2 separate regions of the Homo sapiens genome follow, and region 2 is linked to region 1. The links are chromatin loops, found by intact Hi-C in ENCODE. Cell type or tissue: chondrocyte. All regions are shown on one strand.

Region 1 (8,000 bases):
TACCATTGATCTTGAACATACATGTGCCTGCTGAAAAATGGATCTCAAAGGACACCACTTTTATGGTCCCGGACATATGTGGTGAAGGGCAGGTAGAGCCTGCATGAGTGTGGTCAACAGTGGGATGGCTCTTCTCTCTCGCCTGGGCTCCATCTCCTCCCTCTGCTTATTTACGTATTTATTTATTTCTCTCTCTCTCTCTCTCTCTAACCATCTCCTCTATGTAGGTAGATATTTCGGCGTGAACAGACGCCCTGGCTCAGTTCCCCTTGCCTTCTGCTGTATGCTGGTCCCAGAGAGCCCGAGTCCGGGTCTCCACGCTTTATTTGGCAGGGGGCGCGCGGGTTCCGGAGCTGTCCAGCACCTCCTGGCCAAGTTCTCTGCGCTCTCCGCGCCCGGGAAGCTCTCCGCGCCGGGGAAGCTCTCCAGCGCCCCGCCCCCGGCAGGGAACCTCTCCACCAGGACACCCGGGGCTTCCCAGGCTCGCCATCCGTCCCCACCAGTCTCTACCTACTTTGCCCAGCTCCACCTCGGCAGTGCAGCGTGTTTTGGTGGCCTTCCTCCGCACGCCCTGGAGGGGGAGTGCCCTGCACCCCGGGGCTGCTCCGGAGCCCAGTGCACGAGTGCACATGGGCTTCCCTCCTTTGCTTAAAGGGCAGGCGAGCGCTACTCGCTCCAGCCTTGCCTCCTGCAGCTGGGTGGTCTTTTTTCTCTCCTGTCTTTCAAGACACGCGCCCGAAATCGAGGGGTGAGAGCAAAGACCGCCCATCAACTTAGCACCTTGGATTTAGAGCTTTCAATCCCGAAAGGAGGTTGGCATTGCCCGGGTCATCGAGAGAGGGAGGGAGAAGAGCTGAGGCTGCAACGGCTCCTGGGCTCCCTAGACCGGGTTTGGCATCCAGGAGACCGTGCGGGAGACCGACGCTGAGCGCCGGCCTCGCCCTCGGCGGCCCCTCCCTCCTCCTTACCCCGCCTCCCCCGGCCCGCCCCTCCCTCCCCGGAGGAGCAGTCTCTCCGCGCGTCTCCCGGAGCTTTCTCCATTGTCTCTGCCTTTACAACAGGTTCGGGCGGCGGGGAAGACGGGGGGGTGCGGGGCCGCCCCAGCCCGGGCTTTCTTGGGGCCGCCCCCCTTCTACCGGGTGTGCGAGTCTTTGGCTGCTTTTATTCGGCTCGGGAGCTAATTCCCCGACGGAGCCGCGCCGGGGCGAGTCCGACCCCTCCCTCCGGGCCCCCTCCGGGCCGCGCTGCCGCCTCGGCCCTGCGTGTGGGAATGATGTGCGCATTGGAGGGTCTAAGTTCTTCACGCGCCTGGGGAGGCCTCCCTTTTCTTTCTTAGGCAACCAAAGCGTATTAATCCTACTGATCAGTAAATCCGAGGCAGCAGCAGGAGAGACAAACGTTATTTTCCCGCTTGATTCCAAGAACCTCTTCGATTTTTATTTTTATTTTTAAAGAGGGAGACGATGGACTGAGCTGATCCGCACCATGGAGTCTCGGGTCTTACTGAGAACATTCTGTTTGATCTTCGGTCTCGGAGCAGGTGAGTGGCCGCAGAGCTGGGGCTGGGGAAAGGGATGGCTCCCGCCTCGGGGCAGCATGGGCTGGCTGGGGAAGCCTCGCTTTTCCCGGACCCAAAGTAGGTCTGGAGTGGGAAGCTTGGAGTAAGGGGGCGGGTTTGGATATGGATTTTTTTTTTTTCTGTGCTTGCCTTGGAGACCGCGAGGCGGATCACGCCCCTAGTCCAGGGTCGGAGGGCTGAGGGGGAACTTTGCAGAGAGAAGGGTTTAAAGGAGGTCATGGAAACGGGACTGGGTGCTCCGCTATTTAAAGCTTGGCTGCTGATCTCAGGTAAGGCTCTCGGCGGAGGAGGAGGCAGTCGCCTCTCATCTTCAGTTCCCAATATTGTCGCGAAAACGCGGTTCTTTGCTGCCCTGGAGGAAGAGACTTGCATTTTGATGGAGCTTTTCCTTTTTCTCTCTCCCACCTCATACCCCTCACCAGTTTGGGGGCTTGGTGTGGACCCTTCCCTACAGATTGACGTCTTAACAGAGTTAGAACTTGGGGAGTCCACGACCGGAGTGCGTCAGGTCCCGGGGCTGCATAATGGGACGAAAGCCTTTCTCTTTCAAGGTATGCCCGGCGTGCTGCATCCCCACTGTGATTTCAGTTCCGATAACCCCGGCAGGAGTTGCTCTTGCCGCTTGTCCTAACTTTGTATTGCCTCATGGATGACAGTACTTTAGCTGAGGTGTAGAAGGGCCAGTGTGAGACACATATCCCTATCTCTTTTAAGTGGTTTTTTCTCCCCTGCCTCACCCTTCTCCTTCGTACTTTGTACTCTTGCCAGTTCTAATGGATAGTCCCTTAATTACTGAGCAGAAACTCCTATGGCAGATGGTTGATTTTAGAATCTGGGGAACAATGAATTATAACACAAACGCCTCGTTTGGGTGAAATTGATTTAGGTAGGAAAAAGGATAGCTTAATCTTAGTTAAGACACTGATCTCTGAAAGTTTCAGGTACGATGGTGCCCTGCTTGGAGGAATTGTTTTATGGGGGTAGCTTTCTGGAAAAATTAATGCCTCTGAATATTTTTACTTACTGCATATCACAGTCGCAGTATATTTGAGGCAAAATTTATCTTTGAAAGACCCTCATTCTTCCTTCATCCACCAATAACAAGAGAAAGGGAATAATGGTCTCAAAAGTATTTTGGAAAGATTTCAAGTAAATGTTAATCTAGAAGTGTATCTCATATTATCATTAATTGTGTACTTACGATTTTACAACTTTTTTTTGAAGTCAATGGATATTGGCTGGGCACAAATGTCTACATCTCAAATTATATTTAAATGTGTTGTGCAGTCAGAAGCAAATTCCAATGCAGCAAACCTTCAACTTTGATTAGAGCTTTTGAGGATTGCTTGTTTGTGGAAAGTTGCCGTAATAAGAGCTTCTAAAAGGTAGCTAAACGTGTACAGACAGACTAGATTCATGTATGGTGAAGAATACATGAAGGCAAAAGAGAATGGAGTTTGGTTTAACATATCTAATGGACTAAAGCTTCTTGCCCTACCTCACCCAGATTTTTGTTGTTGTTGTTGTTATTTTGGTGCCATGGCTTTGAAAGTGCAATTCATAATTACTAAAGAGTTGGATATGCAAAAGGAAACCACTTCGGAAAATATGCTACCAAGAAATAGAAATAAAATAAAACTTGAGTGTTTCTGTAGTGGTGTTGTTGCCTGATATAGCCAGTATGTGTCACCATGGACACTAAAACCAAAGCTTAGAGTTGGGAAAGGAGGAAATTCACATGTGTTACATTTACTTAAAACAAGTTTGCTCTTATAAAAAATTAAAATGCAATTTTCTGGCTTAAAAATTATTGTTTAAATTTTATGTTTAAGTTAATTTTTTATTGTAACAAATATTTATGGTAATGTTTTATTCACTTAAGGGTCTTTTATAAGAGGGTGGGGCTTGGATATTGAATCCTTTAAAAACAATGACCAAATATAATAAAGAAGATAAGGCTACATTGTCAGCAGAATTTCACACAGTTGAATAGAAGTGTCAGTAGGGTTAACCTTCTGTTTTTTTTTTTTTGTTGTTGTTGTTTTGTATTGTGTTGTTTTTATCTCTGATTTTTAATCCCTATGAACTGGAAACAAAGTTATTTCAGGACTGCCAATTCGAGTAACTGGAAAGCTTTATGGAATCTAAAGCTCCTAATAAACAAATGGTATTGTAGTGCTCTTAAAATTTACAAAGCTCCTTTAAATTTTATTAGTATTCTACCTAGTTTCCTCTGAAGAGTGTCTGATCTGTCACAAATAGAAACCTTCAGGACTGTGCATTTTATATTCTGATGCTAGAAAATTAAACCATTTTTAGGAAATAGTCTCAGGAATCGATAACTTTTCCTGGTTAATTAAAAATGTTTAGTTATTCATTTTTATTTAAATTGTCAAATTCTTCAAGGTAGGTGTTCAAAATACATAAGGCATATAAAATGTTTTGTTTGAATTGTCCATAGTAACTAGATATCCATGTACATTGATGAATTGGTTGTTTTTCCTTCCTTGTTGATGCCGAGCTCAATATTTAGACAGAGTAAATGCCTAACAAATATGGTTTATGAGATTTGAAGGTGTAAAATTTCATTTTCTGCCAAATTATGGACTTTATTTAATATAACCAATCAATCAGCAAGTATTTCCTGCATGCCATGTTCTCAGTAGGCATATATTACTGATGTATTGATTATGCTCTTGTGATTTCTTTTATTCTAAGATTCGGATTATGAAATTGACAAAAGGTGGCCCTTTGGCCATGCATGGAATTTCGCATTACCTTGGCAAGGTCTTTGCTAATAGCATTTGGAAACTTGTTAAGAAGTCAGTTCCGAGTCTTGCTGCTTCATTGAGATTTCCTTTGGCTTTAGAGAGAAAAAAATATACAGACTGAAGATTTTATAGATTCTATTTACAGTGAGTTGAGGGTGCTGCAGATATTTTGTACGGTATATACATATACACTATACATAGTCATAGCAGGAATAGTAACAAATTACAAAATCCGTGAGATGCTCTCAGGTTTCATATGAACCTATCATATAAGTTTCTTTGTGCTATCAGATATGTTCTAAATAGATGGAAGAGATTTTTGGACCATCAAATTTTTCCTGCAGTAATGTAACCATCTTCTTCTGTCTTTTAGCTTTAAAATAAAGAAATCTCAACATATACTTTCCCAGTGATTTTTGCTCATTTAATATTGCTTTTCCTTGTGCCAGTTTTTCTCCTTAGTGGATTTTGAGATGCATGCAATTCAATACCTTTTGAAACTCGTAAATTTATTATTATCTATACCTAATAAAAACAAATGGAAATATATTTTAAAGTCATATGTTTTAAAAATAATAATAGCAACTATAGTATCACTAAAATGGTTTTGTTGTTGTTGAAATTTGATTTATAGTTGTTTTGGAAATTCAAGTAATAAGATGCTAAATTAGATTACACCTTAATAAATATGGCTTTTGATCTTTGCCAATTACCATAATTTTCAAAAAAGGAATCCAGGCAATTTTCTAGTCATTTCTAGCTATAATCTGACTTGCAGCCACAAAAATACACTTATTATGCTTTTAAAAATTAGAGGAGTGAATGTAGACAATAAAAAGACCTATGAAAGGTTATAAAGGGTTCTACTTTCTAAAATCTAGGAAGTATTCCCCAAGATAATGATCATAATAATGTTTTTTTCCTCTCTGTACATGAGGGATCAGGAATGAGAGTATACAGAAGCACCATTCTAGGACTTTCTAGCAATGTTAGCATGATTTTTAGATCTTTGATTTTAACAATTAATCTGGCCAGGTTCCCAAAGTAGATAATTTCCTCTGTTGGTTTAATACAATTTCTTCTGAAGTGTTAACAGATTTTATAATCTCATTAATCCATAGAAGAGAAGTGGATAAAATCAAAGCATGTTTTTTTTACAAGTTGTTAAGTTGAAAATAAGCTTAGTAGTTATTTGTAAAAAACTTTAAGGTTTTAAAGGGAAAAAAAGGTCGTACGTCTCCTCTTATGCCAGTGTTACGCAGAGTGAAATAGGCATTTGGTAATAGACCATGGACTTTAGTAGGCAAAGGTAACTGCATTGAGGAAATCGAGGTGGCACTAATTTGTCTTCAGTATGATGGTTGGTGAGCATCTGTGGACTTTGAAGTGATGGCTGTTGGTGCCCAAATAGTGTGGAATAACACAGTGTTTAAGAGATGCACTTAGAAACAAGATAGACTGAGGTGGAATTTCATTAGTTGTTTTACTGTGGTGAAGTTACTTAATTTCTCTAAGCTCCAGTACCCTCAATTATAAAATGATCATTGTTATGACAATTAAGCGAGTTACTTTCATTCTTTCAAATAAGTTATTTTTGGGAAACTAGCATACTGCTAGGTGTTAGGCACATAACAAATGAAGACGTTAGAACTTAACTTTGATTTCATAGTGTCTTAAAAATAGCCGTTGAACAATTACATAGTTACAGACCTAATCACCATTAAGATAAATTATATGAAGAAAAACTGAAGATATAATGGGAATCTATATTTTAGTTAGGGGAGTCTCAGGCTCAGGGAAACCATCTTTGAAGAATAGTCATTTAAGCTGATAGTTGAAGGATATGTAAGAGTAGTCCAAAGAAGAGAAGCTATGGGGATAGGCAAAGGGACTAGTGTGTGAGCAAGGTTCTGAGCATGGGATGAATGTGCATTTGAGAACGTGGAGGAAGTCTAGAGAAGTAGAAACATAGGGCATGTGATATGAAATAAAGTATATGAGGAAAGCAGGAACCAGGTTACATGGTAGGCTATACTAATAGAGCAGAATTGAAAATTTATCATTATGGAAATATATATTATGGTGGGCAGAATAATGGTCCTGCATAGATGTTCATGTCTTAATTCTTGGAACCAAACAATAGGTTACGTTATACAGCAAGGGGAAGTTAAGTTTGCTCATCAGCTGACTTTAAGATTAGGAGGCTATCATAGGTTATCTGGGTGAGCCCTGTGTAATCAGAAGAATCTTTTGAAATGGGGAGAAGGAAGCAGAATAGTCAGTGTAGAGTGATGTGATATGAGAAAAACTAGTCTGGCCACTGGTGGCTTTAAAGGTGATAGTGGGCCACAAGCCAAGGACTGCAGGCAGTTTTTAGATGCTGAAAAAGGCAAGAAAATGAGTTTTCTCTTACAGCCTCCAGAAGGAATGTAGTGCTACTGATACCTTGATTTTAGACCAATGAGACTCATTTTGGACTTCTGATCTCCAGAACTGTGAGATAATAGATTTGTGTTGATTTAAGTCACTAAGTTTGTGGTGATTTGTTTGAGCAGCAATAGGAAACGAATACAAATTTTCCTGCATGGAAGTGTGGTGCTGGTGTAAGAAATACCTAAAAAATATGGAAGTGGCTTTGGAACTGGGCAATGGGCAGATGCTGGATGAATTTTTAGGAGCATGATAGAAAAAGCCTAGATTGCCTTAAATAGACTTTCAGTAGAAATATGGTTATTGGTGACTCTATTATTGAGGACTTAGAAGAAAGTGAAGAGCATGGTAGAGAGAAAATCTAAATCACCTCTGAATATTCCTAAATTATCATAAGCGAGCATTGGTTAGGTATAGACATTGAAGGAACTGCCATTGAGGGCTCAGATGGATATAAAGAATTTTTATTATAAACTGAAGGAAAGGGGACCCTTCTTACACAGTGGCAGAAAACTTAGCTGAATTGTACCCTGTGGTTATGTGGAAAGCAAAACTTGTAAACAATGAACTTAGATTTTAGCTAAGGTGATTTGTAAGCAACAAAAGTGTTGAAGGTGCACTCTGGCTTTTTCTTGCTGTTTGTAGTAACGTGAGAGGAGAGAGAGAGATTTAGGGAATAATTGTTGAGCAAAACATATTCATAACTTGATATTTGAGAAATTATCAACCTATTCAGATTCCAAAACATGTTAAAATAGGATATTCACTGTTAGGAATACCTAGTCTGAAAAGAAAGCCAAGGATGTGACTAGAAAATATTTTGCTAGTGCCTCAGAAATATCAAAAGGTCAGAGTATTCAGTTACATTGAGGGCTCTTTGAAGAACATATGACTCATAGATCCCCTCAACCATTTCAGCAGAGGTCACAAATAGAGATGGAATTATCCAAGAAATATCTATGGAGGAGCCTTTTTTGTTTAATGGAGTGAATCCCCATGACATACATGGGAGATCTACAAGGTTCTTAAGAATATTATGGCAGTAAAATTGCTGCTGGTGTGGCCTGAAAGAATCAGTGAGAGAATAAAATGAAAGAAGGTGTTGGATCCCCAAAATTCTACAAGCAAAAAACAGGCTGACTTGGCTGTCAACATCTTTCTATGAAGCTACCTTTCATGAAAAAAGAAGGTTAATTCAAAGGGCAGAACTCAGAGCCCAG
Region 2 (8,000 bases), 410 kb after region 1:
AGCATTAACTCGAAAGTCCAAATGTCAAAGTCTCATCTGAGACAAGGTTAGTCCCTTCCTACTATGAACCTGTAAAATAAAAAACAATTTAGTTACTTCCAAGATACAATGGGGATAAAAGCACTAAGTAAATATTCCTGTTCCAAAAGGGAGAAATTGGCCAAAGCAAAGTGACTATAATCCTCATGCAAGTCCAAAACGCAGTAGGGCAGTCATTGAATCTTAAAGCTCCAAAATAATCTTCTTTGACTCCGTTTCCCACATCCAGGGTAGACTGGTGTCAGAGTTGAGTTCCCAAGGCCTTGGGAAGCTCTGCCCTGTGGCTTTGTAGGGTTCAGCCTCTGTGGCTGCTCTCATGGTAGTGTTGAGTGCCTGTGGCTGTTCCAGGTGCAGGGTGGATCTACCATTTTGCTGCTGGTGGATCTACCATTCTGGAGTCTGGAGGACGATGGCCCTCTTCTCACAGTTCTACTAGGCAGTGCAGCAATGGGAACTCTGCCTGGGGGCTCCAACCTCACATTTCCCCTCCACACTGTTCTAGAAGAGGTTCTCCATGAAGGTTCTGCCCCTGAAGCAGGATTATTTCTGGACACCCAGGCTTTTCCATACATCCTCTGAAATCTAGGCAGAGGCTCCCAAGCCTCAACTCTTACACTCTATGTACCTGTAGACTTAACATCATGTGGCAGCCACCAAGGTTTACAGCTTGTACCCTCTAAAGCAGCAGCCTGAGCTGTACTTGGGCCTGTGTGAGCCATGTCTGGAGTGACTGGGATATGAGGAGCAGTGTCCCTAGGCCTGGCCCATAAAACCATTTTTCCCTCCTAGGCATCTGGGACTGTGATGGGAGCAGCTGCTGCAAAGGTCCCCGAAATGCCTTCTAGGCCTTTTCCCCATCGTCTTGGCTATTAGCACTTGGCTCCTTTTGACTTAGGCAAATTTCTGCAGTCTGCTTGAATTCTTCCTCCTGAAAATTGGTTTTTATTGTCTACCACATGGCCATGCTGCAAATTTTTCAAACTTTTTACATTCTGCTTCCCTTTTAAATATAACTTCCAATTTCAGATCATTTCTTTGCTCATGCATATGAGCATAGGTTTATAGGTTTATAGAAGCAGCAAGGCTACATCTTGAACCCTTTGCTCCTTAGAAATTTCTTCTGCCAGATACCCTAAAGTATCACTCTCAAGTCCAAAGTCTGCATATCCCTAGAGCAGGGGCACAACGCAGCCAGGCTGTTTGCTAAGGTATAGCAAAAGTGATCATTACTCCAGTTCCCAATAGTTTCCTCATTTCCATCTGAGACCTCATCAGCCTGGTCTTCATTGTCCATATCACTATCACCATTTTGGTCACAACCATTGAACAAGTCTCTAGTAAGTTCCAAATTTTTATCATCTGTCTGTCTTTTTCTGAAACTTCTAAACTCTTCCAATCTCTGTCCATTACCCAATTTCAAAGTCACTTAAACATTTGTAGGTACCTTTATAACAATGACCCACTCCTTGCTACCAATTTTCTGTAATAGTCAGTTCTCACATTGCTATAAAGAAATACCTGAGACTGGGTAATTTATAAATAAAAGAGGTGTAATTGGCTCATGGTTCTGCAGGCTGTACAGGAAGCATTGTGCTGGCATCTGCTTGACTTCTGAGGAGGCCTCAGAAACCATACAATCATGGTAGAAGATAAAGGGGAAGCAGGCATATCTTACATGGCTGGAGTAGGAGCAAGAGAGAAAGGGTGAGGACCTACACACTTTTAAACAATCAGATCTCACAAGAACTCACTATTGCAACAACAGCACCAAGGAGGATGGTGTTAAACCATGAGAAACGTCCTCCATAATCCAGTCACCTCCCCTGAAGCCTCACCTCCAGCAATGGAGATTACAATTTGACATGAGATTTGGGTAGGAATGCAAATCCAAACCATATCACTTGCTGTACAAATTTGTAGCATAGCAGCAATAGGCTATGCCATCTAGCCTAGGTGTAGAGTAGGCTATACCACATAGGCTTCTGTAAGTACACTCTGATGTTTGTACAACAATGAAATTGCCTAATGACTGATTTCTTAGAAAAGTATCCCTGTTAAGTGACACGTGACTAAATTGTTACACGTCTTTTCAATCAACAAACCCCTTTTGTACATTCCTATTTGCAAAGCACTGTCTTTATTCCCAGGGAAAATTGTTGGAGAAGTTAGAGAGGACTAAAGAGAAGTAAAGGATTTGGTTCTTATATTTCAATAAAATCTTCAATCTAAAAGTGGGGGAAATCCAAGAACAAATAAAGTAGCTTTTTGATTAATTTTTTACATTTTTATTATTTTACATTTTTTATTTGCTAAGCTATAGTGAAAGGGGGAATTATCCTTACCTTCTACCTCTCTTACCCCCCAAATCCCATTCCAATTATAAATATTATACCTCTTTCTTAAAAAAAGTAGTTCCAGAATCTGATACCTCTTGTTATCTCCACCATTGTATAAAAGTCTGGCTTCATTTGTTCATATTTTGAAGCCTCACCCCTCCCTGTTTGCCTTCTGCTCTACATCAGAGAAGCTGATGAGAAAGTCCTAGATACTCCCTCCTTTGGCAGTAGCAGGAAGTTCAAAGCATGCGTGGGAACTCTCAATCCATCCCCAATTTCTAACTACCATCAAAACTCCAAGTCAGTCTGCTTTCCCTGCTCTCTCTCAAGGGCAGATTTGGCCCTCTTTGGACCAACTTGGGAGGCTTGCCTTGTTTTTCCTCAAGCCTTAATATGTGAGTAATAAATCTTTTTATGCCCTGTTTGTATGAGTGTGTGTCAACATCAGTCTCGATATCTAAATGAAACTTTGATTGGAAGAACATCCTGTTTGTCTGAAGTGGTCACAACATGTTATCACACTAGTTTAAGCTACCATCACCACTTGCCTGGGTTATTACAATAGCCTTCTACATTTTTGATCTCCCAGCTTTAGCTCTTGTTCCAATTTTGTCTGTTTTCTGTTGGCCAACCAGGTTGATCATTTTAAAATGTACATCATATCATGTAACTTCTCATTCGAAATCCACCAATGGACTCACACAGAATAAGAGCTGACGTTTTTACCATGGACTCCAAGGCACCTTGTGATTATTCCTCTGTATCACTCGGAGACATTCTCTCTTTCCCTCTTGTCTCTCCCTTTATCATTTCACTCTGGCTAGCCCTGGTGGCTTTTTCATTGTTCCTTACACACACTAAACATACTTCACCTCATTTTCACTTACTATGCCCTCTGCTGGACTTCTGGTCCTTTGCTGTGTCTACAGATATCCTAATGGTTGGTTCCTTCATTTTCTTCACAACTCTTCAAATCTCACTTTATCAATGGGGCCTTCTCTGACAATCTCTTTATGTAAAAATAGTAACTACCTCACTGTCTGTCACTCTCAATCTCTATTACTCTGTTTTATTTTTTCTTTATAGCATGGATCACTCCCAACATATTATATATTATCAATTTATCTGCTTACTGTTTTCACCTAGAAATTAAGTTCCCAAAGGTCAGAAATTTTGTTGTGTTCATTGTGACACATCTTCCTCTCCATGTGTGTATGGGTGTGTATGTGTGTGCATACACATACACACACACACACAGAGAGAGAGAGAGAGACCAGAATCCCCAGAATCCATAATTTAAAAACATATCTTGCTTGTGTAACTAAGCTAATTAATTAATCTCTCCTTCTCTCTATAGACACACAGATATACAATAAACAACATCAAGAATCTTTTCTGATTCTTACTCCAAATCTCTATTTTCCCTGGATAAGCAGACAAGGGCAATATGCAGAATTAAAGAGTAACATTAAAAGAACTTAGTTTTGCCTCTTGGTCCTATTTTGGACATGCTGTTCACTATAAATGAGTTTCAATTGGCCTGTCATTTATGCAAGGAATATAAGGCTAAGTCTTAAACCCAGAGCTGTGGTTCAGCTTATGTCCAAGTGCATGAAAAAAACAGGATGCTGGAATCTGCTGGGCCTGGTCTATGACCACTTTAGCCCAGTTTACATTAGGGATGATGAAAATTAAACAGACAATTCTCTGAACTCCCTTGTTTTTTTTTTTTCTTTTTAGAATCCTGCCCTGCAACTTGCAGGTGGAGGGGCTTGCAGGATGCTATTTGGAAGGCTGCAGCTTGTCTCACTTTGTTCTTTTTGTCCTATTGAGTTGACTCAGCATGGCAGCCCTTTGAAGACAGTGAGAGCTCTCTGTTTGTATTCCCTCCAAAGAGATGCACACTTACTGAAGGCTCAGCAGAGAATGTAGAAATCAGACTCCTCGGCCAAGCAAGCCAGTTCCCATGGAAAGCTGTGTGAGGCAAGGTTCTCATAGGTGCCTTCGTGTTTTTACATTTTGATCCTCTACATCTTTTTATGTTAAATCACAATTTTAAAAGTAGATCTAAACTATACTTAAATGCAAATATTGAGAGGATGGGATGCCTGACTAGTAGGACCCATGGAGATCTGATATTCTTATTGCTGCATTTTATCTTTGTGGTGATTCTGGCACTAAATGGAAAATAAAATTCTGACTTACTCTCATGTTGCATTTGAGTTAGCAACTTTGAATTCGTTTTTTTGATACTTGAGTTTTGCCTTTATTTCTAACTTTCTTTAGAATATATAACATCTTATGCCTTTTATACATTTTTTGTTTCTACCATTCTTACCACATTTATCATACCATGTCTTGTATTTTAGTCACTTTTAAAGGTTGGTCTTCCCCAAAGTAAATGTTGCTTGAAGGCAAGGAAGATATTTTCATGTAAGCTCTATAACCATGGGCCATATCCTTTACCAGAAATCGGATGGTCTGGATACAATTTAAAATCTTGCTACCTAGTGTGAGTCAGCATGCAGGACATCTGTCTAGTGAGAAATAGTCTAAAAACAAAATAAAATAAAAACACCAATAATCTTTAGCTACTTCCCAGACATCAAAGGTCACTCATATTAAAAGGGCAGAGAGGATCAGGGACTACCAATGATAAGACTGCCATACCTGTCCTTGATCCTGGTTCCAACAGCAGTTTCTAGTTAGTGGGGGTTTCCAGCCAAGTTCTCAATCAGAAAAGGCAGTTGCCTGCTCTCATTATATCATTGGATTCATATAGATTTAAAGTTGTAAGGTATTCTTAGTAGATTAATATTTTATCCTTGTAGGATGTCTCTTTATCTTAAATAATACTGTTTTCCTTACAGTCTTACATTGCCTCATGGTGATGCCTTAATTTTTCTTAAAGTGTTTGTATTATACGTCTTTTCTCTACCTTTGGTTTTTAATCTTATTTTTAATGCATGATTCTGGTAAGCTGCATATACTTGCTTTTTCCCTTTATGTCCAGTGTAATGACTTATTATGGTATAATAAAAATGATTACTTTTCCCATTTCCCTAGCAATTTAGAACTGCAGAACTTTTATTAGCCCTCCCCTCCCATTTTTTGTGTTATTCTCTTCTGTGAAAGGTATCATTCCAATATCCTCTGACTTTTGTCATTGCTCTGCTATATTACAATAGTCCTATTTCTTCTGGCTGTCTTAATGCTTTCCTCTCATTTTTGTTTTTAAGCAGTTTCACTATGAAGTACCTGTTTTTACTGTTTATTCTGATTGGGGTTTGTAGCAGTTCTTGAATCAGTAGCTTGATGTCTTTCATCAATTTTGGAAAATTTTTATTTCTTATCTATTAAAATATTGTCTCTATTCTCTTTCTTCTTTCCTATGGAAACTCCCTCCATTGTACAATGCTTTTCTCTAGCCTGTTTAGTACCTTTAACCCTAACTTCCATTTTGACTGATTTTAATATTGATGCTCTTATTTTCTTTTTGTTTGCATTTGCCTAGTGGTTTTTATCTATCAGTCTTCTTTTTAAATAAGAATTTCATTATTAATTATTTTGTGCAGGTTACTTATGAACAATATAGAAGTCTTTTTGCTCTGTTTTCAGGAAAATATGACAGTTTCTGTCTTTAAATTTTTCATGTGCATGTAGCAGAATAACCTGTATACTTGATTTTATTTCCCCCTTTTAACTTTATTGGTTATTTAACCAATAAATAATATTTATTATTTATTATTGGTTAAATAGCCAATAAATAATATTTATTGGTTAAATAACCAATAAATCACAGCAGCTGCTTGATTCCAGATAGCAAAGCACCTTGGAGTTGTTGAGGAGAGGAAAGAGGCTGCATTCAGGCAGCCATGTTTCCAGAAACCTTTCTAACATGCCTCTCATATACATCTCATTTAATCCTCCTACAAAACATTTTCAATGAATTTATTCATTTCCCCTAGGTCTGCATTTAGGATAGATAACCTGCATAACACTGCATAGTGACTCATGCCTATCTTTGAAGATGAGCTGAAGAACTGATGCCTAGCTGGATCCAATTTGAAGCCTATTTATACCTTCTGAACATGAAATGTGGGCAGCAACAAATATACAAACTATATCAGCTTACTAAGGACCCCTCATTTCCTTCATCTTACTAACCTTCGCCTTGAAATAATAAAATTCATATTCTGGCATTCCTCCATTCCATATAATAGAATAGACAGAGTAAGATTGAGACTAAACATTAAGTGATGTCTGCATTCCTGCTAATGGCTGTCACTGGCTAGTAATTTATATAATTATGTTTTCATTTAACTATTCATTTATGCTTTATAATTTAAATATATTAAGAACTAAATGAAATATTTCCTGGAGTCCTTTCCTGGTGTGTGAGTATATATGTATGTTTTTAAAGCAGAGTCATGTTTATGCCCCAAAGTTGTCAGAGCTGACATAAAAACGAAATCACTGCTTCAGACTCCAGGCCTAAAAATATCAGGGTAGGCCCTAGTACACACTTACTATCCTTAATCAAACTTTTCTTACTTTCTTTCTTTCTTTTCTTTCTTTCTTTCTTTCTTTCTTTCTTTCTTTCTTTCTTTCTTTCTTTCTTTCTTTTTCTTTCTTTCTTTCTCTTTCTTCCTTCCTTCCTTTCTCTCTTCCTTCCTTCTTTTCTTTCCTTCCTTCCTTTCTCTCTCTCTCTTTCTTTCTTTCTCTTTCTTTCTTTCCTTCTTTGTTTCTTCTTTCTTTCTTCCTGCACTTACCACAAGTGTCTTCTACAACCATTCAAATGTTTTCTGCAGCAAGCCAAGTGCTTCTTCTCCAGGCCTACATTTTTCCTGGGGGAGAGAAGACATCTCTCCTCAGTTTCAGATTACAGCAAAGACACCATGAACTATCTCAGTTTTATGTTACCCAGTCAAAAGGAAGACAGTAATATTTGCTACGATTTTTGGTTGCAAGTAACAAAAATTAACTTTCGGTAACTTCAAATGGACTTCAAATCTCCAACATTGACCTTCATGCCTACTGTATATGAATGTTCAATAAATGTTTCTTGAGTGACTACTAATAGGGGATCTTTTTATTTGGTATGTAGCTATGCACCAGGCACTGTGAAGAACAATTTATATGTATTATCTAACTTAAATGTCACAGTTATTATCCGTATTTTACAAATGAGGCAACAGAAATTGTTCAGTGTCATAGAGCTAATAAGTGGTAACGTCACCAGAACTGTGGCTTATCTAGAGAAAGCCAGCAAATGGGATAATTCCTTAAACACGTGATGTGCTACAAAGAAATGGCTGCTGCCACTTTTATTTTAGTTCAATTGTCTTTGAACTACATTTTATCAGCAATCTAAACATATCATAAACTAGAAACAGAACAGAAATGGGAAATTGTTTCTCTACCTATTACATCTATATCTATTTACTTAAACAGTTTATCCACACCTATATTTTTTCTCTTGTGGTCAGGGAAACTTTTGAAGGGAGCAAATACTATCACCTACAAGATGGACTAGGGCTTTGGGACTCAGTCAGAGTCTATGATTTTAGGGAGCAGGAGGAAATAGAATTTTACATCTATATTTTATTTATGAATATAGCATTT

The links. Hi-C counts contacts between places; a loop is a spot of excess contacts. Peaks named below come from ENCODE experiments on the same cell type or tissue, not always from the same donor. Only the 100,000 strongest peaks of a DNase experiment are listed, where the experiment ranks them.
Region 2: a loop joins it to region 1, with 4 times the contacts of the local background. A loop is called at or near these places in 2 of 110 quality-filtered maps.

What each region holds. Positions count from the first base shown.
Region 1 is chr12:44,869,355-44,877,354 of GRCh38, reverse strand. It overlaps NELL2 (neural EGFL like 2), which reads left to right and starts at 1,040. Exons shown (of 20, transcript NM_001145108.2): 1 at 1,040-1,540; 2 at 2,002-2,130. The coding sequence starts at 1,486. RefSeq lists enhancers at 1-415, 416-917. In chondrocyte, CTCF peaks have their summits at 379, 579 and 3,255; a DNase peak (open chromatin) is centred at 464.
Region 2 is chr12:44,460,608-44,468,607 of GRCh38, reverse strand. No RefSeq gene overlaps it. Among named protein-coding and RNA genes, the nearest start is that of NELL2, 410 kb to the left of the region's middle. RefSeq lists a silencer at 1,537-1,732. In chondrocyte, a CTCF peak has its summit at 3,262 (motif pointing left); no DNase peak of the experiment used is centred here.